Linked DNA regions of Homo sapiens: region 2 is linked to region 1. Evidence: chromatin loops called from intact Hi-C (ENCODE). Cell type or tissue: GM12878. All regions are shown on one strand. Each heading gives the region's core, and the rest is flanking DNA. Links, peaks and the distances in the headings are about the cores only. Region 1 overlaps KLRG1 (killer cell lectin like receptor G1). Region 2 has its middle 18 kb from the start of AICDA.

The links. A loop is a pair of places that touch in the nucleus more often than their neighbours do. Peaks named below come from ENCODE experiments on the same cell type or tissue, not always from the same donor. Only the 100,000 strongest peaks of a DNase experiment are listed, where the experiment ranks them.
Region 2: it touches region 1 in a loop (11-fold over the local background); 1 of 110 quality-filtered maps calls a loop at or near these places.

The regions. Positions count from the first base shown.
Region 1 is chr12:8,992,185-9,004,840 of GRCh38, forward strand. KLRG1 (killer cell lectin like receptor G1) reads left to right here. Exons shown (of 5, transcript NM_005810.4): 2 at 22-126; 3 at 2,935-3,104. Among named protein-coding and RNA genes, the nearest start is that of KLRG1, 9.0 kb to the left of the region's middle. In GM12878, for the core only: no CTCF peak of the experiment used is centred there; a DNase peak (open chromatin) is centred at 4,687; H3K4me3 peaks cover 258 bases; H3K27ac peaks cover 543 bases.
Region 2 is chr12:8,622,232-8,638,798 of GRCh38, forward strand. It overlaps the pseudogene HADHAP2. Among named protein-coding and RNA genes, the nearest start is that of AICDA, 18 kb to the left of the region's middle. RefSeq lists enhancers at 5,040-6,031, 7,277-7,496, 13,502-14,311, 15,928-16,567. In GM12878, for the core only: no CTCF peak of the experiment used is centred there; a DNase peak (open chromatin) is centred at 7,460; H3K27ac peaks cover 2,065 bases.

The DNA.
Region 1 (12,656 bases), core at 439-8,438:
GCTTTGACTCTGTTGTTGCAGCTTCCTCTTCCAGGCCTTCTTGTTCTTGCCTTGTGGCAATAGCTTTGGGGCTTCTGACTGCAGTTCTTCTGAGTGTGCTGCTATACCAGTGGATCCTGTGCCAGGGTAAGTGCAAACTTAAACCAAAATTAATCTTTCATTTTATATTATAAAAGCAATATAACATAGCAGAAGCTTTGAAAAATCAAAAAATAATTCAAACAAAATAACTCTCCATCTGTATACAGCTATTTCCTGGGTATAGCCTTTGACCATGTGCACTTGTGTAAGCTTGTATTTTCTTTTTTCTTTTTGTTTTTTGAGACAGGGTCTCCCTCAATCAGCCAGGCTGTAGGTGATAGATTTGTGTGCTGCTATACCAGCGGATCCTGTGCCACTGTACAGTCACAGCTCACTGCAGCCTTGACCTCCTTAGGCTCAAGTGATCCACCTCAGCCTCTCGAGTAGCTGGGACCACAGGCACATACCACCATGCCTGGCTAATTTTTGTATTATTATTATTATTTTTTTTTTTTTGTAAAGACATTTCACCATGTTGCCCAGGCTGATCTCAAACTCCTGGGCTCAAGCCATTTGCCCTTCTTGGCCTCCCAAAGTGCTGGGATTATAGGTGTGAGCCACTGCACCTGACCATATTTTCTTAATAGAACTGCAGTCAAGTCCTCTTAAAATTTCTCCCACCTTTCTTTCTTTTAATGCAAGGCTGAGAATAGTTCTTATCGTAGTATGCTCATAATTTTGTATATTGCTTTTTAATTTTATGTTGCCAGAAACATTTCCTTACTGCCATATTTATTGGGATGATTGAATTATAATATTAATGATGTTTAACTTTTCACATAATAGATATATCATAATGTAATGAAACATTCTGAATTTTTTTTTTTTTTTTTTTTGCCATTCAGGTGCTTTCACATTTTCTAAAACTAATTTTTAAGTTTAGTTCTTCTAGGACCTTAAATCTGGTGATCTAGAGGACTCTCAGTTTGTTGTTTTACAGTCTAGAGTCCTAGCTTAGGTTTATATTTTTAGGGGATGATAGTGACCGATTACACAGAAGTGATTTATTAGGGTTCTTTTTTAAATTTTTTTAAAAATTTTGAGACAGAATCTCGCAATGTTGTTTGGGCTGGAGTGCAATGGCGTGATCTCGGCTCACTGCAACCTCTGCCTCCCAGGTTCAAGCGATTCTCATGCCTCAGCCTCCCGAGTAGCTGGGATTACAGGCACCTGCCACCACGCCCAGCTAATTTTTTGTATTTTTATTAGAGACGGGGTTTCACTATGTTGGCCAGGCTGGTCTCGAACTCCTGACCTTGTGATCTGCCCGCCTTGGCCTCCCCAAGTGCTGGGATTACAGGTGTGAGCCATTGCGCTCTGCCGATTTATTAGGATTCTAAGAGTTCAGCTCCAGGGCTTCTACCTCAGAGCCAAGTCCGACCTTTGACAAAAAGGAACTCCTAGGGAAGTTGGGAATTTCTAATCCAGGCTGAGTAATGTCACAGTTGTATGGAAAAAGCAAAATCTATAAGGTGCCAATTTAACAGCTTGATCTCCAGAACTTATATTGGTTGTATGCCAGTACTTCCTAGAGAACAATTATCTAATATTTATATGAAAAATACTACTTTCCCCACTTTGTAACTCCCAAATCTAGAGTAGATATATACTCTATTCTGCAATTATATATCTACACATGTGCTCATGGAGTATAATGGCTCATACTTGCTCACTGTAGAATTGTGCTTATGGCGAGTTTATGCACATATGTTTAAGTATTGAAACTGAAGTAGAAAAATCAATAGAATTTTGGAATCTTGGTTGGAATTACCTTGAAAGCATATTCAGTTCCCTTTCATCTTTGATTGTTTGTTTTTGAGACAGTGTCTTGCTCTGTCGCCCAGGCAGGAGTGCAGTGGTGTGATCTTGGCTCACTGCAACCTCTGCCTCCTGGGTTCAAGTGATTCTCATGCCTCAGCTCCTAAGTAGCTGGGATTACAGGCGGGTGCCACCATGCCCAGCTGATTTTTTTGTATTTTTAGTAGAGATGAGGTTTCACCATGTTGGCTAGACTGATCTTGAACTCCTGGCCTCATGTGAGCCACCTGCCTCGGCCTCCCAAAGTGCTGGGATTACAAGAGTGAGCCACCATGCCTGGTCAGTTCCCTTTCATCTTGACAGAACTATGAACCAACCATTTTAAAGGAATGTGGATCTTCCGTATTTAAAAGAGCTCGGTTAGGGCATTCTATCACTTTTCACTTTAGCACCTGTTATGCTTCTCTGCCAGAAAACCCTTTTGAAAAATATCAAAGTAAGTTCTTTTTGCTGAGGTATAAGGGTTTTTTTCCAGTTTTCAATGGTGAGGGACAGTTACATCTGTGATAATAAAAAAGCAAAACCTTTCATTCTAGTTAAGTTTGCTTTTCCTAATTTCTTTTTGGCATTTTCAGTTGGGCATTCTGAATGATTCTGCCTGATTTAAGCAATATACATTATGCAATTATGCAATATATACACAGAGCAAAGACAGTACACAGATGCATATCATATGAATTCACAGTTATCTGGTGTGTGTATATTACATGTGCACAGAGATCTCTAGCACAAGTCAAGTACTTGCTCCAGAGTTTTCAGGCAGATTGTTGTATGCTTTCTTCTTTGTTCCTTCAGTTATAGTCATATTCTTGTGTAGTGGAATATATACTTAGTAGATGATGGAGTTGGACATTATGAGGACATTATGAGGTATTCAAATTGACACCACGCATTGTTACACATTTCTCTAACCCTTAATCTGAAAAGTGGTGGAGCAGGGAAGACCCAGGGCTGCCATATTCCATTTTATCTCCCATTTCATTTCCAAGACTGAGTGGTCCATAAAGATGTGAACCAGGTCCTCTTCTCTCCTAGGCTCCAACTACTCCACTTGTGCCAGCTGTCCTAGCTGCCCAGACCGCTGGATGAAATATGGTAACCATTGTTATTATTTCTCAGTGGAGGAAAAGGACTGGAATTCTAGTCTGGAATTCTGCCTAGCCAGAGACTCACACCTCCTTGTGATAACGGACAATCAGGAAATGGTAAATGCAAACATTTAGAAAATGTAGGGTTTTTGTTTTGTTTTTGTTTTTGTTTTTAAACTGCTATTTAAATGTATCATGTATCCTCTTTTAAGGAACAGAAGGAATCTGTGATTTGGGGGGGATACTATATTCTTCCCCTTCCCTCTTCTTCTCTTTCCTCTTCTACTTCTGCCTTCTTCCCTCTCCCTCCCCACTCTTTACCCTTATGCTGTCTGACCCAACAAACCTCAGTTACAGCAACCCAGATGCTTGTATAGCATGTAAGTGTGTATGTGGGGCAAGGAGGCAGAAGGATGGTGAGTGTTTTGGAGAGGAATGAGACCTGAAATACAGGTCTAGTTAAAAGAAGTCTTAGGTCCGGAAACCTACAGGTCCAACAACAAGGCAGCAGATTCTTTTTTTTTTTTTTTTGACAGAGTCTCCCTCTGTCATCCAGGCTGGAGCACAGTGGTGTGATCTTGGCTCACTCCAACCTCCGCCTCCCAGGTTCAAGCGCTTCTCCTGCCTCAGCCTCCCAAGTAGCTGGAACTACAGGCGTGTGCCACCATGCCTGGCTAATTTTTTGTATTTTTAGTAGAGATGGGATTTCACCATGTTAGCCAGGATGGCCTTGATCTCCTGACCTTGTGATCTGCCCGCCTCGGCCTCCCAAAGTGCTGGGATTACAGGCATGAGCCACCGTGCCAGTCCTTATATAGTGGAACTTGGGAGGGAGGGAAAGATAGAGATCACGGGGACAGAGTGATTGTGGCAAGGGCTTAAATGCCTTCTTTTAAAAAGTTTTCCCTTAATTCACTGGAATCCAATAAGTTCCAGACTGCAATGTTGAGAAAGTTGGGATATAAGGAAGAAAACACGCGTGCACGTGCATGTGTGTGTGTGTGTGGTGGCCTCCACTTCCTTCAGGCCCCTCAGATCCTTCCTATCCACCCAGCAATCTCTTGGAAAAGAGCTTGCTATTGGTCCTAGACCATCTCAAGGCAATACAAGGAACTGACATCCTGAGGTTGCCTAGTATAAAAATCAATCAAATTCTAATTTGTCAACATAAATAACATCTATAAGGAAAACAAGAAATCTTAGTTTTGTGTTAGTGCTAATTTGATACTGATTTTTGTGTTTTGCTATTGTTTTCTGTTTTCTTTTATTGGGTAGGATCTAGTCACAGAGAACAATTTATTGAGAATTAAACTATATTAACTTACCTTGGGAAAAATCCAGAGGTTACTCTAAAGCAGTGGGGGAGAACATATAGTTCCTAAATTTTATAGCTACCTATATAACTACCTATATAAAGCATACAGATTCTTGTTTTCTGCCAAAGGAACACTTACTCCTTTGGAATTCCACATAGAATCTAAACTCTAAATCATTCCACATTTGTGACTAACTTTTTTTTTTAAAGCCTTCTCTAAGTGAGGTGGCAGAATGCATTGAGTTGTATTAATTAAACATGAGTTCTTAGTTTTATGGCCTCCAGCAATATAGCCTTGCTTTCTGGACCTTGTTGTAGCAACTCCTATTCTCATTCTGATATAGTGACTCTCAGGATTTGAGCTGACTAAAGTCAGTAGCAGAAGTGAGCCATGAACTTGAAACATTGAGGGCAAAACTGATAAACAGGAGTCGTGAGTCATAGCACAAGACACTGCCACAGAAAATTGTGGTGTAGCAGCTGCTATAAATTTCACAGTGTGATCATGAGAGGTGAGGAGGGAAAGGATGAAGGGCACAGAATATCTGGGAAAATGGCAATATTTCTGTTTCTCTGAGGAACCCAGAGGAAGGGCAGGATCATTAGAGGGATTTTGTCCTTCCTCTGCTTCCTGACATGCCCCCATTCCTTAGACTATTGTTGAGTAAAACCAGCAGAGTTACATTCACTGCATTTCCAAATTGAGTTTATTTTCTCCTAAGGCTCCTTGGGGCCAAGTCAGTGCTGGAGAGGGCGGAATGTCCCTGCTAGATGTCATAAGTTTTACTTTTAACATTCCTGTGGAATCTTACTTGATTCTCTGGTTTAATTCTTTTTCTTGCTCCGGCTTTTGTCAGATTCTGTAGAACCAAATTGATTTTACGTGCCCTGCTGCGTCTGTTGTTCTAGTGTTATTATTCTTTTGTTCTCAGGGCAAGATTTACATACTATTTTGAGGTATGTACAATGTTTCTAGTATCATACTGGGGTCTGAGCCACTACCAAAAAAGCAAGAAGTAAAAATAAAAAAGAGAGCTCTATGGATCTATTAAAACTGAAGTTTTTCAAACTGACATTCCATTGGTGGAGAGTGCTGCTAGAGAATTTTGTTGCTATATGTAGAATCTACAGGCCTATGGAAAATATCCCTCTTATGCTGTTAAACGGTCATCTTTCAGTGAGATGCTTACGTAGAGTTCACCTCCTATCTTAGATCACTTACGGCAAAGTGTACAATAATAACAGAGGCTACCATGGATTGAGCACTTGCTTTTTGCCAGATGTTTTATGTATAGTATTCTTTTTTTTTTTCTTTTTGAGATGGAGTTTTGCTCTTGTTGCCCAGGCTGAAGTGCAGTGGCACAATCTCGGCTCACTGCAACCTCTGCCTCCAGGGTTCCAGCAATTCTCCTGCCTTAGCCTCCCAAGTAACTGGGGTTACAGGCGCCTGCCTCCACGCCCGACCTTTATGTATAGTATTCTTAATCGTCACAGCAATTCTAAAAAGTAGAGTTCAACATCCCCATTTTGTTGGTGAATGAATAAAATTCAGAGGAATTGGCTGGGCATAGTGGCTCCTGCCTGTAATCCCAGCACTTTTGAGAGGCTGAGGTGGGTGGATCACTTGAGGTCAGGCGTTCGAGACCAGCCTGGCTAACATGGTGAAACCCCATCTCTGCTAAAAATACAAAAATTAGCTAGGCGTGCTGTTATGCACCTGTAATCCCAGCTTCTTGGGAGGCTAAGGCACCTGAATCGTTTGAACCCAGGAGGTGGAGGCTGCAGTGAGCTGAGACTGCACCACTGCACTCTAGCTTAGGCAGCAGAGTGAGACACTGTCTCAAAAAAAAAAATTCGGAGAATTAATGAGTGTAAGTCTAAGGCTACAAATCTGGCAGAGCCAAATTTTAAATTCTACTCCAGTGGGCATGGTGGCTCACACCTGTAATCCTAGCACTTTGCGAGGCCATGGCAGGTGGATTGCTTGAACCCAGAATTCAAGACCAGCCTGGGCAACATGGCAAGACCCTGCCTCTACAAAAAAATACAGAAATTAGCTGGGTGTGGTGGCGCACACCTGTGGTCCCAGCTACTCGGGAGGCTGAGGTGAGAGAATCCCCTGAACCCAGGAAGTAGAGGCTGCAGTTAGCCGTGATCACACCACTGCACTCCAGCCTGGGCAACAGAGCGAGACTCTGTCTCAAAAAAAAAAAAAAAAATCCACATCAACTCACCTTCAAAGTCACTTATAGAAATATCGTATTTGACAGCTTCCAGAATCCATTTTGCATATGTTCAACAAGACAACTTTTTCTACTAATTGTCTTCTGGTTTCTTTTCTATACATATTTAAAAATTTTTTTGAATTGACATACAGAATGTACATTGTATGACCGTGGATATTTAAATTTATTTATTGTGATGAGGTCTCACTATGTTGCCCAGGCTGGTCTTGAACTCCTGGGCTCAAGTGATCCTCTCGCCTTGGTCTCCCAAAGTGCTGGGATTATAGGCTTAAATATATTTAAAATAGTGAGATGCTTTCTTATTATCTCTTTTTTTTTTCTATCTGGGACTTCAAGATTATTCTTGATAGAGAAAATAAAATGGAAATTAAATTTCTCTGTTATTTTCTCATTTTTGTGTTAACATTATGGCATCAGCCCTTGCTTCTTCTTGCCCTATGAGTATATCTTTAGATGTTTGGATATATTCAAATTCTTGATTTTTCTTGCCATTTTTCCCCCACCAAGCTCAGTTCATCCTGGATGTTGTTAGCCTGGTTCCTTATAGTTATTGGTATGTTATTTTAAAGTATGCATTCGTTAGTGAGTTCCCAGTGAAACTGCTTTGATTTCTTTAAATCTATTCTGATGCTCCTTGCCCTATAATATCTCTCTTCCTCATTATCATAATTTGGAATTATATGATCCAACTTTACTCTTGCAACAACCTCTCATTCAACTTTACCTATCTTCCTGACCTTGGGATTCCCCGAGCTTTTGATGTCGGCTTCTCACATATTTAGGATTTACATCTAATAATATCCAAAGTTTCCTTCTTTGGGTGCAGCAATGCAAACACTATGGTAACATGGTCACTTTTCTGTATATTTTTAATCAGGTAATGAAAACAGCTTGGTTTCTTTCAGACAGTCATGAGTGTGCTTTTACTATATTTCTTACTAGCTATGCGAACTTCAACAACTTTCTTAACCTTTTTGACTCTCAGTTTCCTCATGTACAAAGTGAAGATAAAACTTTCTAGACTGTCCGGGCGTGGTGGCTCACGCCTGTAATCCCAGCACTTTGGGAGGCCGAGATGGGTGAATGATTTGAGGTCAGAAGTTCAAGACCTGGCCAACATAGTGAAACCCCATCTATACTAAAAATACAAAAATTAGCTGGGTGTGGTGGCACGTTTCTGTAATCCCAGCTACTCAGGAGGCTGAGGCAGGAGAATCACTTGAGCCCCGGAGGCAGAGGTCTCAGTGAGCCGAGATCAGGCCACTGCACTCCAGCCTGAGAGACAGAGTGATACTCTGTCTCAAAAACACAAAAAACTCAAAAAACAATATAAAGCCCAGAGCCAAAAATAACTTTTACTTTGCTCTTCTGTGTCCCAAGACATACAATTTCAGTAAAATATGCATCACAGAGTAAATTATGACTTGTTGAATTGAGTATATTGTTTATGAGGAAATCTGAGATGACATGTCAGAAGATTCAAAGAAATGGCTGGAAACACAGCATAGATGGTAGGGGAATTGCTTTACTCTGGAGGTCTTCACAGTCTGGTAATGTGCATCTTTTGTCACGCTTCTTTATAATCAGATTAAGCAGCTAGTGTCAACTGCATAACAAGGGATGGGCATGATAAGCTAGGATATTTCCACTATTTTTTAACTTAAAAAATTGTGGGAAAATATGCATAGCATAAAATGTACTATTTTAACCATTTTCAAGTGTACAATTGAGTGGCATTAAGTACATTCACATTGTTGTACAACCATCACTACCATCATCTCCAGAACTTTTTCATCATCCCCAGTTGAAGCTCTGTACCTCTTAAACAATAACTCCCCTCCCTCTAGCCCCTGGTAATCACTATTCTACTTACCATATCTATGTATTTGCCTATTCTGTCCTTTAGTGTCTCACTTATTCACTTAGAACACTGTTTTCAAGGTTCTTCCGTGTTGTAGCATGTATCAAAGTTATGGCTGAATAACATTCTATTATATGGATATACTACATTTTGTTTGTCCATTTATTCATCAGTGGATACCTGGGATGCTTCAACCTTTTGACTGTTGAGAGTAAGGCTGCTGTGAATTTGGATATCCATCTATTGACAGACACTGTTTCCACAAGCTTTTAAAAAGTGGAGCAAATGATGGTTTACGGAGCAGGGCTTACTGACTTTTAGCATTGTGTACTTACACAAAATTATAGGGAAAATTCTTATTGATATTAAGCTCTAGTAATTTGTAACCTGTCAGATTTTCCTTTGAAATTTCTTAACGTTATTTGCATGTTTTTAGATGATGGTAATTAATGTGTTCATATTATAGGATATCTGAAAAGTCTGGAAACAGGCTAAACTTATTTTTAAACAGTATGTTGGTTACATTTTCAAGTAATATGCTCTATATTTTTACTCAATCTTGAGACATGTTTTCAAGTGAAACATCTCTAAATTTAAAGCAATAGATATAATTATTTTTAGACCTTATGAGTACTCTGTATTGTAAATTTTTTTCAAATTAGTAATTACATCCTTTGCTTTAAATACTTCACCTGAAAAAGTGTCTGAAGAAAAACATATTAATGATATTATTTTAAAATATGAGACTGTAGGGTTCCCCAGTGCCTGGCTTTCTTTCTGTGTATTGGCTGAAAATCGCAGAGGGCCTTGACCGCTCTGTGACCCGCCCAGCTACAGGTTTTTCCCCTGCAGGCTCTACCCAAACCCCAGCCTTGAACATTTCCAGTCACTGATAAAGGTATCTAGGTTGCTGCTCAAAACACTGAAATAAACTAGCCCCAGCCCTAAGTCAGATTCCTTAAACCCTCATAAAATCTCCATCTCTGACCCCCTGGCCGTGGACATATGTAGGTCAAATGCTCCTTTTCTCTGGCTGTCCATCGTGAGTGTTGCTGCAGCCCTCTGTAACTTCCCCTAATAGATGCTTTGCACAGATCACCTTGACATTTAGTGCTTTATTCTATGGTATCCCAACCAACCCCATCTCATGATGATTTGGGGTCCTCCCTTGTGGGAATTCCCCTGTCGCTGCTTTTGGGATGATTTCAGCCATGGGTTTGGTGGGACAAAACAGAGATATACTGCCTAAAAATACATTTATCCTATGTTTTTAGGTGTTTTGGAACCCATTATTTTGTATTCTGCTTTTATCAAATAGCATTATTTCATTCTTGGTTTTTGCTAAGCATTAAATTATTCCAGGTAATAAAAAGTTGCAACCAGATTTTATTTTATTTTTTATTTAGTTTTAAATATTATTTTTATACGTCTTGCATCATTCCACTATTGCTTAAATCTTTTCATATTCTTAGATAAAATTCTCCTTGTTTTCAATTGTCATGAGCTGTGAGCATATTTATAGAAATCATTTTGCTTGCAGTTATTTATTTACATTATATTCCCTAAAATTAAGTTGGCTAATCAAAAGATAAGATTTTATAGTTTTGATGTATTATTAGTTTTTCTTAATATGGGTTGAAATAACTTACATACATTCTGTAAACCATTTTAATTTGGAAGTTTAAGGGGTATGCTTTGTGCCTTAATGATATTTTAATTTCAATTAAAAATACTACATACAGAAGTGTATGTGGAAGGTATAAATGTTGAACTAAAAAAGCAAAAAAGGAAAAGAAAAGAAAAAGTGCCCTTGATTTTATTTGTTTGGGTTTTATCTTCACTTTGCTTTTAGGGTTTGCATTTTTTCTAAAATATAAGCAAACATTACAAACTCTAAGTGACATAACACCTAAGTGTTCTAGCTCACACCCTCTCTGGGTGACAAGAGTTCTCAGTTACCACCTTTACCTATACTTTTGTTGTTGTTGTTGTTGTTGTTGTTTGAGACTCTCACCCAGGCTGGAGTGCAATGGCACAATCTCATCTCACTGCAACCTCCACCTCCTAGGCTCAAATGACCCTCCTGTCTCAGCCTCCTAAGTAGCTGGGACTACAGGCATGTGCCACCATGCCCAGCTAATTTTCATATTTTTTGTATTAATGGAGTTTTGCCATGTTGCCCAGGCTGGTCTCGAACTCCTGGGCTCAAGAGATTTTCCTGCCTTGGCCTCTCAAAGTGCTGGAAGTACAGATGTGAGCCACTGCACCAGACCGATTTGTACTTTCATGCTGCTTCTATATTCTCTCTCTTTCTAATACACACACACACACACACACACACACACACACACATTATCCATGAGTACATAGAATATAAGGTTATTGTACTATGGTTTTGAAGGCCTCTTCCAAGTGGGAAGATTTTCGAGTGAAAGTGCCATAATAAACATTTTCAATATCCAGCCTCACCAATGAGAAGTTGTAAGAGGACTGACTGATCAAGTGATTTAGAATTATATGGGTCTTGAGGGTAGTAAATGAGCACAGGATTGGGGTTTGTACGTGGGCATTACCTAATCCTAGCTCTGCAGATTCTAACTGAAATTTCTGAGCAAATCTTTATCAATTTCTGTGCTTCATTAGCTGCCGTTCCTCCTCTTGAAATGAAAGAAAAAGAAATGGACTGTTTTTCTCATTATCAGTGGAGAAATGGGGAATCACTCTTTTTTTCCTTTTGTTAATTTTATTTATTTTTTCAAATATTTAGCTTACAATTTTTGATTTGAATATACTCAAATTTTATATACTTTGAATGCAGTAACATTTATTTTTGAATCTTTTAGATCATGGCTATCATTCACACCAATTTTGTGAAAATATTAAAAAAAATCCATTCTTTTTTTCCTAATTTAAATAATTCTTTAAACAAGTTGGTTAAGAAATGCAAAAATTTTAAGCTATCTTGAAAATTACAGTGTCATTTCATCTGTCGTATACTTCATTCACTCTCCGGTCTACCTTCTTACCCCCAGCATGCACAGTTAAGTGCTCCACAGAGAGAAAGTAAAAAATACAGAGTTTGTGTTCAGAGGGTTTTTTTTTTCTTTTTCTTTTTTATTATTATTATACTTTAAGTTTTAGGGTACATGTTCACAATGTGCAGGTTAGTTACATATGTATACATGTGCCATGCTGGCGTGCTGCACCCATTAACTCGTTATTTAGCATTAGGTATATCTCCTAATGCTATCCCTCCCCCCTTCCCCCACCCCACAACTGTCCCCAGAGTGTGATGTTCCCCTTCCTGTGTCCATGTGTTCTCATTGTTCAATTCCCATCTATGAGTGAGAACATGCGGTGTTTGGTTTTTTGTCCTTGCGATAGTTTACTGAGAATGATGATTTCCAATTTCATCCATGTCCCTACAAAGGACATGAACTCATCATTTTTTATGGCTGCATAGTATTCCATGGTGTATATGTGCCACATTTTCTTAATCCAGTCTATCATTGTTGGACATTTGGGTTGGTTCCAAGTCTTTGCTATTGTGAATAGTGCCACAATAAACACACGTGTGCATGTGTCTTTATAGCAGCATGATTTATAGTCCTTTGGGAATATACCCAGTAATGGGATGGCAGGGTCAAATGGTATTTCTAGTTCTAGATCCCTGAGGAATGGCCACACTGACTTCCACAATGGTTGAACTAGTTTACAGTCCCACCAACAGTGTAAAAGTGTTCCTATTTCTCCACATCCTCTCCAGCACCTGTTGTTTCCTGACTTTTTAATGATTGCCATGTGTTCAGAGAGTTTTAACTTCTTGCAGCATAATACCTAATTGTGTGTTCTTTATTTCTATAGATACTTATTAAACATAATTTTTTAAAAAAGAGATGGGATCTTGCTCTGTTACCCAGGCTGGAGAGCAATGGCATGATCACAGCTCACTTTAGCCTCAAACTCCTGGGCTCAAGTGATCCTCCTCCCTGCCTCTGCCTCCCAAGTACATGTCACCAAGTACAAGCACATGCCACCATGCCTGGTTGGCTACATTTTTTACTTTTCGTAAAGATAGAGTGTTACTATGTTGTCCAGGCTGGTCCTGAACTCCTGGCCTCAAGTAATCCTCTCACCTTGGCCTCCCAAATTGCTGGTATTACAGGCAGGAGCCACTGTGCCTGGTCTGCATTTATTGAGTATAATTTTATATATTTTTCTAGGTGCTAGGGATATGGTAGTCAAGA
Region 2 (16,567 bases), core at 4,036-12,035, 370 kb before region 1:
TGTTACTACTTTATTGAGGATTTTTGTATCTATCACATATTTCTTTTTCCTTTTTTTTCTTTTCTTTTCTTTTTTTTTTTTTTTGAAACAGAGTCTTGCTCTGTCACCCAGGCTGGAGTGCAATGGCGGGATCTCAGCTCACTGCAACCTCTGCCTCCCGGGTTCAAGCAATTCTCCTGCCTCAACCTCCTGAGTAGCTGGGATTACAGGCGCCCGCCACCAAGCCAGGCTAATTTTTGCATTTTAGTAATGATGGGGTTTCACCATGTTAGTCAGGCTGGTCTCCAACTTCTGACCTCAAGTGATCCACCCACCTCAGCCTCCCAAAATGCTGGGATTACAGGCACGAACCACCACACTCAGCCAATTTTTTTGTATTTTCAGTAGAGACGGGGTTTCACCATGTTGGCCAGCCTGGTCTCAAACTCTTGACCTCAGGTGATCTGCCCACCTCGACCTCTCAAAGTGCTAGGATAACAAGGCGTGAGCCAGCACGCCCAGCCTATCACATATTTCTTAATGGCACCTCCTTTAAACACACACACTCACATCCTTACTGAAACTGAAATTATTTTTTAAAGCCCAATAGCTTCCCTGACAAGGGCCCTCTTTCTTCCTGCTCAGCGTCTGACTGGGGAGTAATCCCATTCTCTACACAAAAAGTCATTATCTAACAAGTTCAGCCAACAGCTAGAAAGCAGAAAAGCTGGGACTGAGATTTGAAAGCATCAGCCTTACTCCAAAGCCCATGCAATACTGTCAAGCTGGTAAAATCAATCCTACAGACCTTAATCTATTTGACCATATCAATTTAGAAATCTTCATCAGAGCTACAGAGAAAGATCCCCCTGCCGCCGCCACATAACTATATCATTTAGAATTGGTATATGTCAGGCAAACTCAATAAATGGCTTATGCAAGAAAGACTTTGTCTTCCACCCAAAAATGTAGACAGTTGACTTAGCAAGTATTAAATCTAAATCTAATTGAAACATGGACCTGTACTTCCTTGGAGCTCCTTGCTTTATCAAAAGAGGCTCTGTTGGCAGAATTATCTGTGGATATTTGTTTATTCTATTTTATAAAATATATTTGATATAGTGTTGGCAAAACCTAATAAACACAACACAAAATACAGTCTACATTCCTGTATAATGTCTCCTTCTGTTTTGAAAATCTTTTCAGTGTATAGACTGCAAAAAAGATTCTCTCTAACATATATCAATCGGTTTTAGATATTCAGCATTTGAAAATAAAGTTCCTGGAGAGAAACAAATATTCTGTTTGTTTTGATGTTCTACCCCTTTGGGGGCAATTTAAAAAAGTGATTTTATGACGAATTTATGAAGATTACCTTTGAAAGCTGAAATTCATTCATCTGATTAATATTTATTAAAGGCCTATTATGAGAGAGCATAAGGGGAACATCGAAGGTGAATACTGGTGTGCATTATAGTTCTTCAAGCAGTTTATAATGTTGTTAAAAGCTTTAAAAATAGACATAATACTTAAAGGCAGGAGTGGTGGCTCATGCCTATAATCCCAGCACTTTGGGAGACCCCGGCGGGCAGATTACCTGAGGTCAGGAGTTTGAGACCAGCCTGGCCAACATGGTGAAACCTTGTCTCTACTAAAAACACAAAAATTAGCCGGGTGTGGTGGTGCATGCCTGTAATCACAACTACCCGGGAGGATGAGGCAGCAGAATCCTTTGAACCCAGGAGGCAGAAGTTGCAGTGAGCCGAGATTGTGTCATGGCACTCCAGCCTGGGTGACAGAGCGAGATTCTGCCAAAAAAAAAAAAAAAAGACAACATGCTTAAATGACTGATGATATTAAAATAAATAGCTATAAAAGACAAATCTAAAAATTACTGAATCATGACATCTCAAAGTTGAAGGAACTTTAGGTTTCTCTAGCCCTATGCTTTTCAAAATGGGACATGCATATCTGGAGATATGCTTATTTTTTGACGGAGCAGCAATCAATCAAGGATAAGTCGAAGCCACAGGATGGATATGCCGTGCTTTCCTGGAACCTAAAGGTTTCCCAAAAATTAGAGGAAAACATTTTTATTTAAAAAATTATTCTCCCCCTCCCCCTCCCCCTCTCCCTCTCCCTCTCCGTCTCCCTCTCTCTCCACGGTCTCCTTCCACGGTCTCCCTCTGATGCCGAGCCAAAGCTGGACGGTGCTGCTGCCGTCTCGGCTCACTGCAACCTCCCTGCCTGGTTCTCCTGCCTCAGCCTGCCGAGTGCCTGCGATTGCGGGCGCGCGCCGCCAGGCCTGACTGGTTTTCGTTTTTTTTTTTGGTGGAGACGGGGTTTCGCTGTGTTGGCCGGGCTGGTCTCCAGCTCCTAGCCGCGGGTGATCCGCCAGCCTCGGCCTCCCGAGGTGCTGGGATTGCAGACGGAGTCTCGTTCACTCGGTGCTCAATGGTGCCCAGGCTGGAGTGCAGTGGCGTGATCTCGGCTCGCTACAACCTCCACCTCCCAGCCGCCTGCCTTGGCCCCCCAAAGTGCCGAGATTGCAGCCTCTGCCCAGCCGCCACCCCGTCTGGGAGGTGAGGAGCGTCTCTGCCTGGCCCCCCCATCGTCTGGGATATGGGGAGCCTCTCTGCCTGGCTGCCCAGTCTGGAAAGTGAGGAGCGTCTCTGCCCGGCCACCATCCCGTCTGGGAGGCGAGGAGCGCCTCTTCCCCGCCGCCCATCGTCTGAGATGTGGGGAGCGCCTCTGCCCCGCCGCCCTGTCTGGGATGTGAGGAGCACCTCTGCTGGGCCGCAACCCTGTCTGGGAGGTGAGGAGCGCCTCTTCCCCGCCGCCCATCGTCTGAGATGTGGGGAGCGCCTCTGCCCCGCCGCCCTGTCTGGGATGTGAGGAGCGCCTCTGCTGGGCCGCAACCCTGTCTGGGAGGTGAGGAGCGTCTCTGCCCGGCCGCCCCGTCTGAGAAGTGAGGAAACCCTCTGCCTGGCAACCGCCCCGTCTGGGAAGTGAGGAGCGTCTCCGCCCGGCAGCCGCCCCGTCCGGGAGGGAGGTGGGGGGGGGGTCAGCCCTCCGCCCCGCCAGCCGCCCCGTCCGGGAGGTGAGGGGCTCCTCTGCCCGGCCGCCCCTACTGGGAAGTGAGGAGCCCCTCTGCCCGGCCAGCCGCCCCGTCCGGGAGGGAGGTGGGGGGGTCAGCCCCCCGCCCGGCCGGCCGCCCCGTCCGGGAGGTGAGGGGCGCCTCTGCCCGGCCGCCCCTACCGGGAAGTGAGGACCCCTCTGCCCGGCCAGCCGCCCCGTCCGGGAGGGAGGTGGGGGGTCAGCCCCCCGCCCGGCCAGCCGCCCAGTCCGGGAGGGAGGTGGGGGGTCAGCCCCCCGCCCGGCCAGCCGCCCCGTCCGGGAGGGAGGTGGGGGGATCAGCCCCCCGCCTGGCCAGCCGCCCCGTCCGGGAGGTGAGGGGCGCCTCTGCCCGGCTGCCCCTACTGGGAAGTGAGGACCCCTCTGCCCGGCCAGCCGCCCCGTCCGGGAGGGAGGTGGGGGGGGTCAGCCCCCTGCCTGGCCAGCCGCCCCGTCCGGGAGGGAGGTGGGGGGATCAGCCCCCCGCCTGGCCAGCCGCCCCGTCCGGGAGGTGAGGGGCGCCTCTGCCCGGCCGCCCCTACTGGGAAGTGAGGAGCCCCTCTGCCCGGCCAGCCGCCCCGTCCGGGAGGGAGGTGGGGGGGGTCAGCCCCCCGCCTGGCCAGCCGCCCCATCCGGGAGGGAGGTGGGGGGGTCAGCCCCCCGCCCGGCCAGCCGCCCCGTCCGGGAGGGAGGTGGGGGGATCAGCCCCCCGCCTGGCCAGCCGCCCCGTCCGGGAGGTGAGGGGCGCCTCTGCCCGGCCGCCCCTACTGGGAAGTGAGGAGCCCCTCTGCCTGGCCAGCCGCCCCGTCCGGGAGGGTGGTGGGGGGGTCAGCCCCCCGCCCGGCCAGCCGCCCCATCCGGGAGGTGAGGGGCGCTTCTGCCCGGCCGCCCCTACTGGGAAGTGAGGAGCCCCTCTGCCCGGCCACGACCCCGTCTGGGAGGTGTGCCCAGCGGCTCATTGGGGATGGGCCATGATGACAATGGCGGTTTTGTGGAATAGAAAGGCGGGAAGGGTGGGGAAAAAATTGAGAAATCGGATGGTTGCCGGGTCTGTGTGGATAGAAGTAGACATGGGAGAGTTTTCATTTTGTTCTGTACTAAGAAAAATTCTTCTGCCTTGGGATCCTGTTGATCTGTGACCTTATCCCCAACCCTGTGCTCTCTGAAACATGTGCTGTGTCCACTCAGGGTTAAATGGATTAAGGGCGGTGCAAGATGTGCTTTGTTAAACAGATGCTTGAAGGCAGCATGCTCGTTAAGAGTCATCACCACTCCCTAATCTTAAGTACCCAGGGACACAAACACTGCGGAAGGCCGCAGGGTCCTCTGCCTAGGAAAACCAGAGACCTTTGTTCACTTGTTTATCTGCTGACCTTCCCTCCACTGTTGTCCTATGACCCTGCCAAATCCCCCTCTGCGAGAAACACCCAAGAATGATCAATAAAAAAAAAAAAAAAAAAAAAAAAAAAAAAAAAAAGACCATTTAGTAAAACTTTTCTTCCCCCCAAAAAAAAAAAATAAAATAAAAAAAATAAAAAATTATTTAGAGAAGAATGTAATATGCACATTAATTTCCTTATACTTATGTCTTTTCCCCTATTTTTTTTTTCTTTTTTTGAGACAGAATCTCACTCTGCCACCCAGGCTGGAGTGCAGTGGTACAATCTTGGCTCACTGCAACCACCATCTCCTGGGCTATCCCACCTCAGCCTTTCAAGTAGCTGGGACCACAGGCACCCGCCACCACACCTGGCTAATTTTTGTATTTTTTGTAAAGATGGGGTTATGCCACGTTGTCCAGGCTGGTCTCGAACTCCTGGACTCAAGACATCCGCCTGACTGGGCCTCCCAAAGTGCTCGGGTTACAAATGTGAGCTACCACACCCGGCCTTTCTTTTCCCCATATTATCTTCTGCTCTCATGAGAAAAGGAAAAGGCCTCAAGACACGGAAGACTTCAACAATTTTTATTTTCCCCTGTCTGCAAAGTAAACCCACATGTAGCAGGCCTACCAGGGTGGTTGCTAATATAGCATCATGAAACTTTTAAAGATAAAACATAGATTCCAAGTAAGCTGAGTGATTTGCAATTATACCCTCAGATGCTCAGCATTTCTTAGTTTACTCTTCTTTATAGACAGTTTAATGGGGAAAAAACTGAGAAACAATGATTCTCTAATGCTCTGTAAAAAGCATGAATTCTTGCTAAAACTTTCCCAATTGTGGTCTCCTACCTTTTTTTTTTTTTTTTTTTTTTTTTTTTAGACAAGTTCTTGCTTTGTTGCTTTGTTGCCCAGGCTGGAGTGCAGTGGCACAATCTCAGCTCACTGCAGCCTCAACCTCCTGGGCTCAAATGATCCTCCCACCTCAGCCTCCCGAGCAGCTAGGACCACAAGCATGTGCCACCACTCTCGGCTAATTTTTAAATTTTTTATAGTGACAGGATTTCACTATGTTGCCCAGGCTAGTCTTGCACTCCTGGGCTCAGGCAATCCTCCCGCCTCAGCCTCCCAAAATGCTGGGATTACAGGCATGAGCCACTGCACCTGGCCTCTCTTACTCTCTTGTACAAACTCAGTATAGTTGAACCTCTATATCTGTGAGTTCCACAGGCTTGGATTGAAAATAATTGAAAAACAAAATAACAATTAAAAATAATATGAATTTTAAAAACAATATGGTATAGCAACTATTTACATAGCATTTACATTGTATTAGGTATTATAAGTAGTCTAGAGATGACTGAAAGTATACAGGAGTATGTGTGTAGGTTATATGTAAATACTATGCCATTTCGTATAAAGGACTTGAGTGTCCTCGGATTTTGTTATCTGAGGAGGGTCCTGGAACCAATCAATCCCTCGTGGTTCCCAAAGGACAGCTGTACCAGGATATGCATCATCCACTTGGTGGCATGAGTTCAGAGGAAGAACAAAATCATGGTAGATAGAAGCTATAATAATCAAAATAATTGAAATAATCAAAAGCTTCATGATAGGCAGTGCTTGATTGAGACTTTGATGAATAGATAGGATTTGCACATTTATTTATCATTTGAATAGTGAAATGCATAAAAAATATTTGACTATTCATTTATCTTCATTGATGATCGGGCAGAGAATTCTGGGAATAGAGTATAGTGTAATGAAACCAGCATGGTCTTTGAAGACAGAGAGACTTGGGCCCAAGATCTGTCCCTTTTTTTTTTTTTCTTTGAGGCAGGGTCTCACCCTGTCACCTAGGCTGGAGTGCACTGGTGCAATCATAGGTCACTGCAGCCTCCAGCTCCTCAAGCAATCCTCCCACCTCAACCTCCTGAGTAGCTGGGACTACTAACATGTGCCACCACACCCAGCTAATTTTTGTATTTTTTGTAGAGACAAGGTTTCGCCATGTTTGCCCAAGCTAGTCTCAAACTCCTGGGTTTAATTAATCTGCCTGCCTTGGCCTCCCAAAGTGCTGGGATTACAGGAGTGAGCCACCACGCCCAGCAGATCTGGCACTGTCACTTAGGAAATGCATGGCATTGGGAAAGAATTCCTTCCTCACAAAGTCATCCTGATGGTTTTCTTAGCTACTGTGTGGGAATATGAAAGCGTGGCATCTGGGATATGTAAAATATGCTTGATAAAATTTCTCATCTCTCCAGGTGACAGGAACAGCATGAGCTTGTTGTCCTCACAACCTTGCTGTTCCTGTCATCTTCTCTCCAGGCGACAGGAACAGCAGGGTTGTGAGGGCTTGCTTCTGATACTTTAGCAACTGTTTGAGCTCAGTCTGGTTTGAGTGAAGGCTCATAGTAAAGCTATGATTACATAAAATTGAGATGTTATTCATATTTTACATAATCTTCTTAAGTAAAACTCTAATAAAATCCAGAGTTAACTAATTTACATGTAACTATAAAGTTCTTTATGTTAAGGAAACATGATTTGTCCAGCATAAGAAAATACTTTATTTCTTAGAAAGCAATATTCCTTGTTTACCTTGCTTCTTCTAAGGGAAGAAAAATTATATCTCTTATAATTACAGAATCATTTTCTGTTTTGGGGGATTTGGAGTTAGTGAGACTAAAAAACAATTTTGTGGGGTTTCATTCAGCTATTAGTTATTTTCCTTACTAACTACTGTCTCCCCTCACCAACTTCTATTGAAAAACCACAGCACAACCTGGCTAGTTCATTTTTAACAAAAATAACATGACTTGGAAATTGTGCTGCTGGTGCACATCTGGACTTCACCACTTAATCCTCACCATGAGAAGCACGAGGTGAGGTTTCATTATGGCCACCGTGTGAAGCTAAAATGGGGACTTCCCCTGGGAGTCTCCAGGGTGTACATTCCTGTGTCTGAGGCCAGCATGCTCCGGCAGTGACTCCCCAGGCCACTATTTTTGGACACCAGCTAGATTGTTCAATATGATACTTTGTTGTTTTTAAAAAGAGCCCAAAAAGGAGTCTGTGTGGGTGAAAGTGTGATTTTTGGAGTGCTTCTACTTCTGCATTCCCCAATTTTTGTTTTTCTCAGTTTACTGCCAGCCATATTATAGAACTTCTCTGGGGTATGAAGAAGTTGAATGACAGGCCTTTATGCATATACAGGAATTACTCATTCAACTTCTGCTGTGCAGCTGCCCAGGACTCTTCAAGGATGAGAGAACAGTAAACAAGAATGCATCAAAAATCTAGGACTGGGCAAAGGGCTAAAACAAAAGAATTATTTTTAATGGGAAAATGAACTAAGGAACCTCCTCTGATCATGAACATATAAGACATAGAGTAGTGGGAAAAGTTAGGTTTTGTAATCTAGCACGTAGAGATTTGAATTCTGTCTCCACCATTTCCTATCCATCCTCCTGCTCCATATTTCTTTGAATGTGTTACCTAATGTCATATGTTTCAGTTCTTCCATGTATAAAATGCGATCAAATAATAGTGATAATAGCTAACATTTATTGTGTACTTACTTTATGGAAGATTCTGTGCTAAGCACATTGCACATAGTATCTCATTTAAATCCAAGAGGTAGGAACTATTATTATTCCTATGTTCAGGCATAAATACTGAGGTGGCTTAGAGGTGAAACAAGTGTTTTGCAGGATAGCTAAAGATATCGTAGGCCAGGCATGGAGGCTCACGACTGTAATCCCAGCACTTTGGGAAGCTGAGGCTGGTGGATCACTTGAGGTCAGGAGTTTGAGATCAGCCTGGGCTACATAGTGAGACCTTGTCTTGAAAAAAATAATAATAATAACATAAACAAGTGTCTCAGCATGTTGCACAGAAGTTACTCTATAAATAATAACTGTTTTTATAAAATATTATCTTACGATAACTGCCATATTTAATAATGGTATATTAGAAGATGAGATATTTCAACACCACACATCTACAACCGTTTGATCTTTGACAAACCTGACAAACACAAGCAATGGGGAAAGGATTCCCTATTTAATAAATGGTGCTGGGAAAACTGGCTAGCCATATGCAGAAAACAGAAAACTGGACCACTTCCTTACATCTTATACAAAAATTAACTCAAGAGGGATTAAATACTTACATGTAAAAAGCAAAATCATAAAAACTCTAGAAGAAAACCTAGGCAATACCATTCAGGACATAGGCATGGGCAAAGACTTCATGACTAAAACACCAAAAGCAATGGCAACAAAAGCCAAAATTGACAAATGGGATCTAATTAAACTAGAGAGCTTCTGCACAGCAAAAGAAACTCATCAGAGTGAACAGGCAACCTACAGAATGGGAAAAAAATTTTGCAATCTAACCATCTGACAAAGATCTAATATCCAGAATCTACAAGGAACTTAAACAAATTTACAAGAAAAAAAACAAACAACCCCAGCAAAAAGTGGGCAAAGGATATGAACAGACACTTCTCAGAAGAAGACATTCTTGTGGCCAACAAACATGAAAAAAAGCTCATCATCACTGGTCATTAGAGAAATCCAAATCAAAACCACAATGAGATACCATCTCATGCCAGTTAGAATGGTGATTATTAAGTCAGGAAACAACAGATGCTGGCGAGGCTGTGGAGAAATAGGAATGCTTTTACACTGTTGGTGGGAGTGTAAATTAGTTGAACCATTGTGGAAGACGGTGTGACAATTCCTCAAGGATCTAGAACCAGAAATACCACTTGACCCAGCAATCCCATTACTGGGTATATACCCAAAGGGTTATAAATCATTCTACTATAAAGACACATGCACATGTATGTTTATTGCAGCACTATTGACAATAGCAAAGACTTGGAACCAACCCAAATGCCCATCAATGATAGACTGGATAAAGAAAATGTGGCACATTTATGCCATGGAATACTATGCAGCCATAAAAAGAATGAGTTCATGTCCTTTGCAGGAACATGGATGAAGCTGGAAACCATCATTCTCACCAAACACAGGAACAGAAAACCAAACACCACATGTTCTCACTCATAAGTGGGAGTTGCACAATGAGAACACATGGACACAGGGAGGGGAACATCACACACCAGGGCCTGTTGGGGGATGGGGGGCAAGGGGACAGAGAGCATTAGGACAAATACCTAATGCATGCAGGGCTTAAAACCTAGATGATGGGTTGACAGGTGCAGCAAACCACCATGGCACATGTATACCTATGCAACAAACCTGCACGTTCTGCACATGTATCCCAGAACTCAAAGTAAAATTAAAAAAAAAAAAAAGAATAACCAAAATTTCGTCTTTCTACTTCAAAGCTTCCCTTAAAGAAACGTAGAAGACGAGATATTTCAAAAATATAAGTTGTCACCATCAACAAGTTATCTGCACCCATAGTTCCAAGTTTTCTGATTAGTTATGAAATATGAGTAGATTTATGGTTCTCACATTTTGGTGTGAGTGAGTGAGTGCATAAAATTGCAGATTCTACAAATTTTGATTTCATGCATCCCAGGGCTCTGCCGTTTTGAAAAACATGCCAATAATTCATTCCAAATCTGGTGGTCAGTTTGGAGCCAAACTTTGATAGATATTGGCCTAGAAGATCTCCAAAGTCTCATCCAGCTCTAAAACGACAATATATATATTTTTAAACTGTCATGGGGTTATGGGGAAAAGGAGGTCGCTTTTCAACAAATTGAAATGCCAGGGAAAATTAGAGGTGCTCCAAATCACATGGAACTCTTCACAGGGTTTTTTTCTTTGTGGGTAGATACATTCCAAAGACCAAATTCCATATTAGTTGTTTGCTCAGAGATGCAATGTAAAGACTGATATGATTCCAAAGACTAGTAGAATAAATCTTGACCCAATTAGCTCTAAAATGGATGAGGGACAGTTCCTAAGGAAATTATAGCATATTAGAAACAACATGTTTTCTGTAGAATTGCCATTCTCATCTATAAAGATATTTCTTTCTAGAGAGTCTCGAAGTCCTGGAACCATGTTGGTAAATTCTTCCTCCTTGGTTCTCTTTTTCTTTTAGGGTCTGCACGGATGATTGCCTTTCTACTAATCAAATCACAACCCCTCTTGATTTCATTAAAATCAGTGTCCTTAATGAGATTTGAGAAGCAAACGAATTGACATCAGCAGCTCAAATTCTTTTTTTTTTTTTTTTTTTAGACGGAGTCTCGCTTTGTCGCTCAGGCTGGGGTGCAGTGGCGCGATCTGGGCTCACTGCAAGCTCCGCCTCCCAGGTTCACGCCATTCTCCTGCCTCCGCCTCCCGAGTAGCTGGGACTACAGGCGCCCACCACCTCGCCCGGCTAATTTTTTCTATTTTTTAGTAGAGACGGGGTTTCACCGTGTTAGCCAGGATCGTCTCGATCTCCTGACCTCGTGATCTGCCCGCCTCGGCCTCCCAAAGTTCTGGGATTACAGGCGTGAGCCACTGCGCCCGGCCAGCAGCTCCAAATTCTTTAGTTCACACTGCAGCCGGTTTCCCCCTCCCCACAACCCCTCACCCTTCTTACCCACCCATCACCGATCCACACACTCCCCGCCCATATCCACACATTGGCTAAAATTACCAATCAATGAGGGCCTTTTCACTTTGTTACCAGAGGAGGAAAGGGAGAGTCAACCATCTCAGTATGGTTAGAAAACAACACTACTAACTCGGTACATGCCAGCACTTTGGGTAATTTATTCAGCCTGCCCCTACCTCCATGCATTCGGGTTACTTTAGACCTCCATCCATAGGTTCCCTAAAGGAGGTATGGCTACAGCAAAAAATAAGTAAAATCAAAATTCTCCTATTGAGATGATTTTCCTGGATGTGCTCTGTAATTAGTTATTTACGCTCCGAGCAAATAATCCTAAAATCTTGATTAAGACAGACTAGAAAAGTCACATTGTGCATGATTTCATTTATAGGGAAGTATTTAATTTATATGAAAATATATCCGGGATAGGTAAATCCCTAGAGGCAGAAAGCAGACTGGTAGTTGCCCAGGGGCTAGAGAGGAGACTAGGGAGTTGCTACTTAAGGAATATGAGGTTTTCTTTTGGGGATAGGAAAAAGTTTTGAAAATAGAGGTGGTTGGGCCGGGCGCGGTGGCTCACGCCTGTAATCCCAGCACTTTGGGAGGCCGAGGCGGGGCAGATCACGAGGTCAGGAGATCGAGACCAACCTAGCTAACACGGTGAAACCCCGTCTCTACTAAAAATACAAAAAAAAATTAGCCGGGCGTGGTGGCGGGCGCCTGTGGTCCCAGCTACTCGGGAGGCTGAGGCAGGAGAATGGCGTGAACCCGGGAGGCGGAGCTTGCAGTGAGCCGAGACCTCGCCATTGCCCTCCAGCCTGCGCGACAGAGCAAGACTCCGTCTCAAAAAAAAAAAAAAAGAAAAGAAAAAGAAAAAGAAAAAGAAAATAGAGGTGGTAGTTACACAAGTCTGTATGTACCAAACGCCACTCAATTGTACACTTTAAAATGCTTAATAGTGTGTTATGTCAATTTCACCTTAATTTTTAAAAATCCTGATTAAGAGGAAAAGTCCTCCGCTCAGGCGGCCCTGCTAAAGTGCTCTTCACTGCTGTCCTCTTCAGCTCAACATGGTGGCCTACCGGGCGATTGGCATCCTCAGCCGCTTCTCTGACTTCAGGATCCTCTGATCCCAAGGTTATATACGCCGCAATTTTACAGAGTCTTCTGCTTTGCTGACCAGAACCCATATTAACTATGGAGTCAAAGGGGATGTGGCAGTTATTCGAATTAAATCTTCCACTTCAAAGGTAAATACACTGAGTAAAGAGCTGCATTCAGAGTTCACGGAAGTTATGAATGAAGTCTGGGCTACTAATCAAATCAGAAATGCTGTCCTTATTTCATCCAAAGCCAGGCCGCTTTATTGCAGGTGCTGATATCAATATGTTAGCCACTTGCAAGACCCCTCAAGAAGTAACACAGGTATCACAAGAAGCACAGAGAACATTTGAGAAACTTGAAAAGGCCGCAAAGCCTGTTATAGCTGCCATCAGTGGATCCTGCCTGGGAGGAGGGCTTGAGCTTGCCATTTCATGCCAATACAGAATAGCAACAAAAGATGGAAAAACAATATTAGGTGCCCCTGAAGTCTTGCTGGGGATCTTACCAGGAGCAGGAGGCACACAAAGGCTGCCCAAAATGGTGGGTGTGCCTGCTGTTTTTGACATGATGCTGACTAGTAGAAACATTCATGCAGATAGCGCAAAGAAAATGGGACTGGTTGACCAATTGGTAGAACCCCTGGGACCGGGAATAAAACCTCCAGAGGAATGGACAATCGAATACCTGGAAGCAGTTGCAATTACTTTTGCCAAAGGACTAGCTGATAAGAAGATCTCTCCAAAGAGAGACAAGGGATTGGTGGAAAAATTGACAGCGTACACCATGACTATTCCATTTGTCAGGCAACAGGTTTACAAAAAAGTGGAAGAAAAAGTGCAAAAGGAGACTAAAGGCCTTTATCCTGCACCTCTGAAAATAATTGACGTGGTAAAGACTGGAATTGAGCGAGGGATTGATGCTGGTTATCTCTCTGAATCTCAGAAATTTGGATAGCTTGCAATGACCAGTGAATCAAAGGCCTTGATGGGTCTCTACCATGGTCAGGTCTTGTGCAAGAAGAATAAATTTGGAGCACCACAGAAGGATGTTAAGCGTCTGGCTATTCTTGGTGAAGGGCTGAAGGGAGCAGGCATCACCCAAGTCTCTGTGGATAAGAGGCTAAAGACTATACTTAAAGATGCCACACTCACTAGGCTAGGCCAAGGACAGCAACAAGTGTTCAAAGGATTGAATGATAAAGTGAATAAGAAAGCTCTAACATCATTTGTAAGGGATTCCATCTTCAGCAACTTGACTGGGTGTGGGGAAAAGAGAGATCAGACGGTTACTGTGTCTATGCGGAAAGAAGAAGACATAAGAGACTCCATTTTGTTCTGTACTAAGAAAAATTCTTCCGCCTTGAGATGCTGTTAATCTGTAACCCTACCCCCAACCCTGTGCTTGCGGAAACATGTGCTGTGTCGACTCAAGGTTTAATGGATTTAGGGCTATGCAGGATGTGCTTTGTTAAACAAATGCTTGAAGGCAGCATGCTCATTAAGAGTCATCACCACTCCCTAATCTCAAGTACACAGGGACACAAACACTGCGGAAGGCCGCAGGGACCTCCGCCTAGGAAAGCCAGGTATTGTCCAAGGTTTCTCCCCATGTGATAGTCTGAAATATGGCCTCGTGGGAAGGGAAAGACCTGACCGTCCCCCAGCCCGACACCCGACACCCGTAAAGGGTCTGTGCTGAGGAGGATTAGAAAAAGAGGAAAGCCTCTTTGCAGTTGAGATAAGAGGAAGGCATCTGTCTTCTGCTCATCCCTGGGCAATGGAATGTCTCGGTGTAAAACCCGATTGTATATTCCATCTACTGAGATAGGAGAAAACCGCCTTAGGGCTGGAGATGAGACATGCTGGCAGCAATACTGCTCTTTAATGCATTGAGATGTTTATGTATGTGCACATCAAAGCACAGCACCTTTTTCTTTACCTTGTTTATGATGCAGAGACATTTGTTCACATGTTTTCCTGCTGACCCTCTCCCCACTATTACCCTATTGTCCTGCCACATTCCCCTCTCCGAGAGGGCAGAGATAATGATCAATAAATGCTGAGGGAACTCAGAGACCGGTGCCGGCGCCGGTCCCCTGGGCCCACTTTTCTTTCTCTATACTTTGTCTCTGTGTCTCTTTCTTTTCTCAGTCTCTCGTCCCACCCGACGAGAAACACCCACAGATGTGGAGGGGCAGGCCACCCCTTCAACTGGGCAGCTTGATTAGCAACGTTTTAAAGGTCGACATGGTGATTGAAGCTGTGTTTGAGGACCTTAGTCTTAAGCACAGAGTGCTAAAGGAAGTAGAAGCGGTGATTCCAGATCACTGTGTCTTTGCCAGTAACACATCTGCTTTCCCAATCAGTGAAATCGCTGCTGTCAGCAAAAGACCTGAGAAGGTGATTGGCATGCACTACTTCTCTCCCATGGACAAGATGCAGCTGCTGGAGATGATCACAACCGAGAAAACTTCCAAAGACACTCAGTGCTTCAGCTGTGGCAGTCAGTCTCAAGCAGGGGAAGGTCATCATTGTGGTTATGGATGGACCTGGCTTCTATACCACCAGGTGTCTTGCACCCATGATGTCTGAAGTCATCCGAATCCTCCAGGAAGGAGTTGACCTGGAGAAGCTGGATTCCCTGACCACAAGCTTTGGCTTTCCTGTGGGTGCCGCCACACTGGTGGATGAAGTTGGCGTGGATGTAGCGAAACATATGGCGGAAGATCTGCGCAAAGCCCTTGGGGAGCGGTTTGGAGGTGGAAACCCAGAACTGCTGACACAGATGGTGTCCAAGGGCTTCCTAGGTCGCAAGTTTGGGAAGGGCTTTTACATCTATCAGGAGGGTGTGAAGAGTAAGAATTTGAATTCTGATGTGGATAGTATCTTAGTGAGTCTAAAGATGCCTCCTAAGTCTGAAGTCTCCCCAGGTGAAGACATCCAGTTCCGCCTGGTGACAAGATTTGTGAATGAGGCAGTCATGTGCCTGCGAGAGGGGATCTTGGCCACACCTGCAGAGGGAGACATCGCAGCTGTCTTTGGGCTTGGCTTCCCGCCTTGTTTTGGAGGGCCTTTCTGCTTTGTGGCTCTGTATGGCCCCCAGAAGATAGTGGCCCGGCTCAAGAAGTATGAGGCTGCCTATGGAAAACAGTTCACTCCATGCTAGCTGCTAGCTGACCATGCTAATAGCCCTAACGAGAAGTTGTACCAGTGAGCAGGTCTCATGCTTCGCTCAGTCAGTGCACTAACCCTAGCTGTGGGCAGTGCTGGTTTTCCAACAGAGTGGCATCTAGACTTATCAGAGTAACGAGAAGGAAGACAAACCCTGGCACTGGGTTTGCTCCCTGATTAAAGTGCCTTCAGCCAAGACCATCTCTCCCTCCTGGTGAAGTCTGACTGTGAATTAGAGTTTGCACTTCCTATTGGAAGGTGGAACCCGCTGTGCTCATTGTATAAGCCCTGAGGCCTAGAGTGGCAGCCAAGAGCCATCTGGAGCCATCTCTGCCTGTTCCTCCCAGGAGGCCAGGGTGGCCAGGGGTGGTGAGGGCAATTCTGCACCCAGCCAAACACATAATAGTAAAAACCGAACTCTGTGTCAGCGTCTCTGCCTCTCTGCCTGGTTGTTCCTTTATCTTCTGTCTTTGTCCTGGTTTAAATGCCTCCTTCGAAAAGCAAGCTGGAAGAAAGCCCTGTGCTTTGGGAGTAAGAACGTTTGTGCAGAATTCTAGGCAGCACCTTAGGGAGGGACTGTGATGAGACAAAGTGGGACCTGGTGGGCTCAAAACCACACACACCTGCCTGTGTAGATGCTTTGCCTGGGCTTCTGCTCACCATGGTGTACCAGGATATTAAAGCTCTTTCCCCAGAAGAAAAAAAAAAACTGATTAAACTCAGAGACTTCTAGGGACTGAATAGCCAGAAAAAAGAAACAAGCAATGACTGGGCTATTCTCTCTTTAGGGATGCTATTAGTTTGTACAATCAGAGGAGAAAGTCCATAAATAAGGGGTGCAGAAATGATAAGTGCTCTGGGACTGAGGAGAAGAAAGAACAGATATGGGAATGGGAGGAAAGAGCCCAGGATATCAGTGGAAAGTTCACTTGGCCAAAACTAGGCAGCAGATGTGTAGAGGAGAACTAAAGGCAGTGAGCAGATGTATGCCTTCCCTGAACAGGAGCATGATAAATTTATAGTATAATTTAAAGCATTACTTTATTTTTTATTATCAAAAATGATAAAAACCTGAAAAGAAAACAAGACAATGAATGTCATTGTAGGAGGCAAAAGGTGTTATTAAAAGCAGAAAGAAACAACTTGAGCAATAAAGTGACTCTAGGCCGGCCGCGGTGGCTCACGCCTGTAATCCCAGCACTGTGGGAGGCTGAGGCGGGAGGATCAT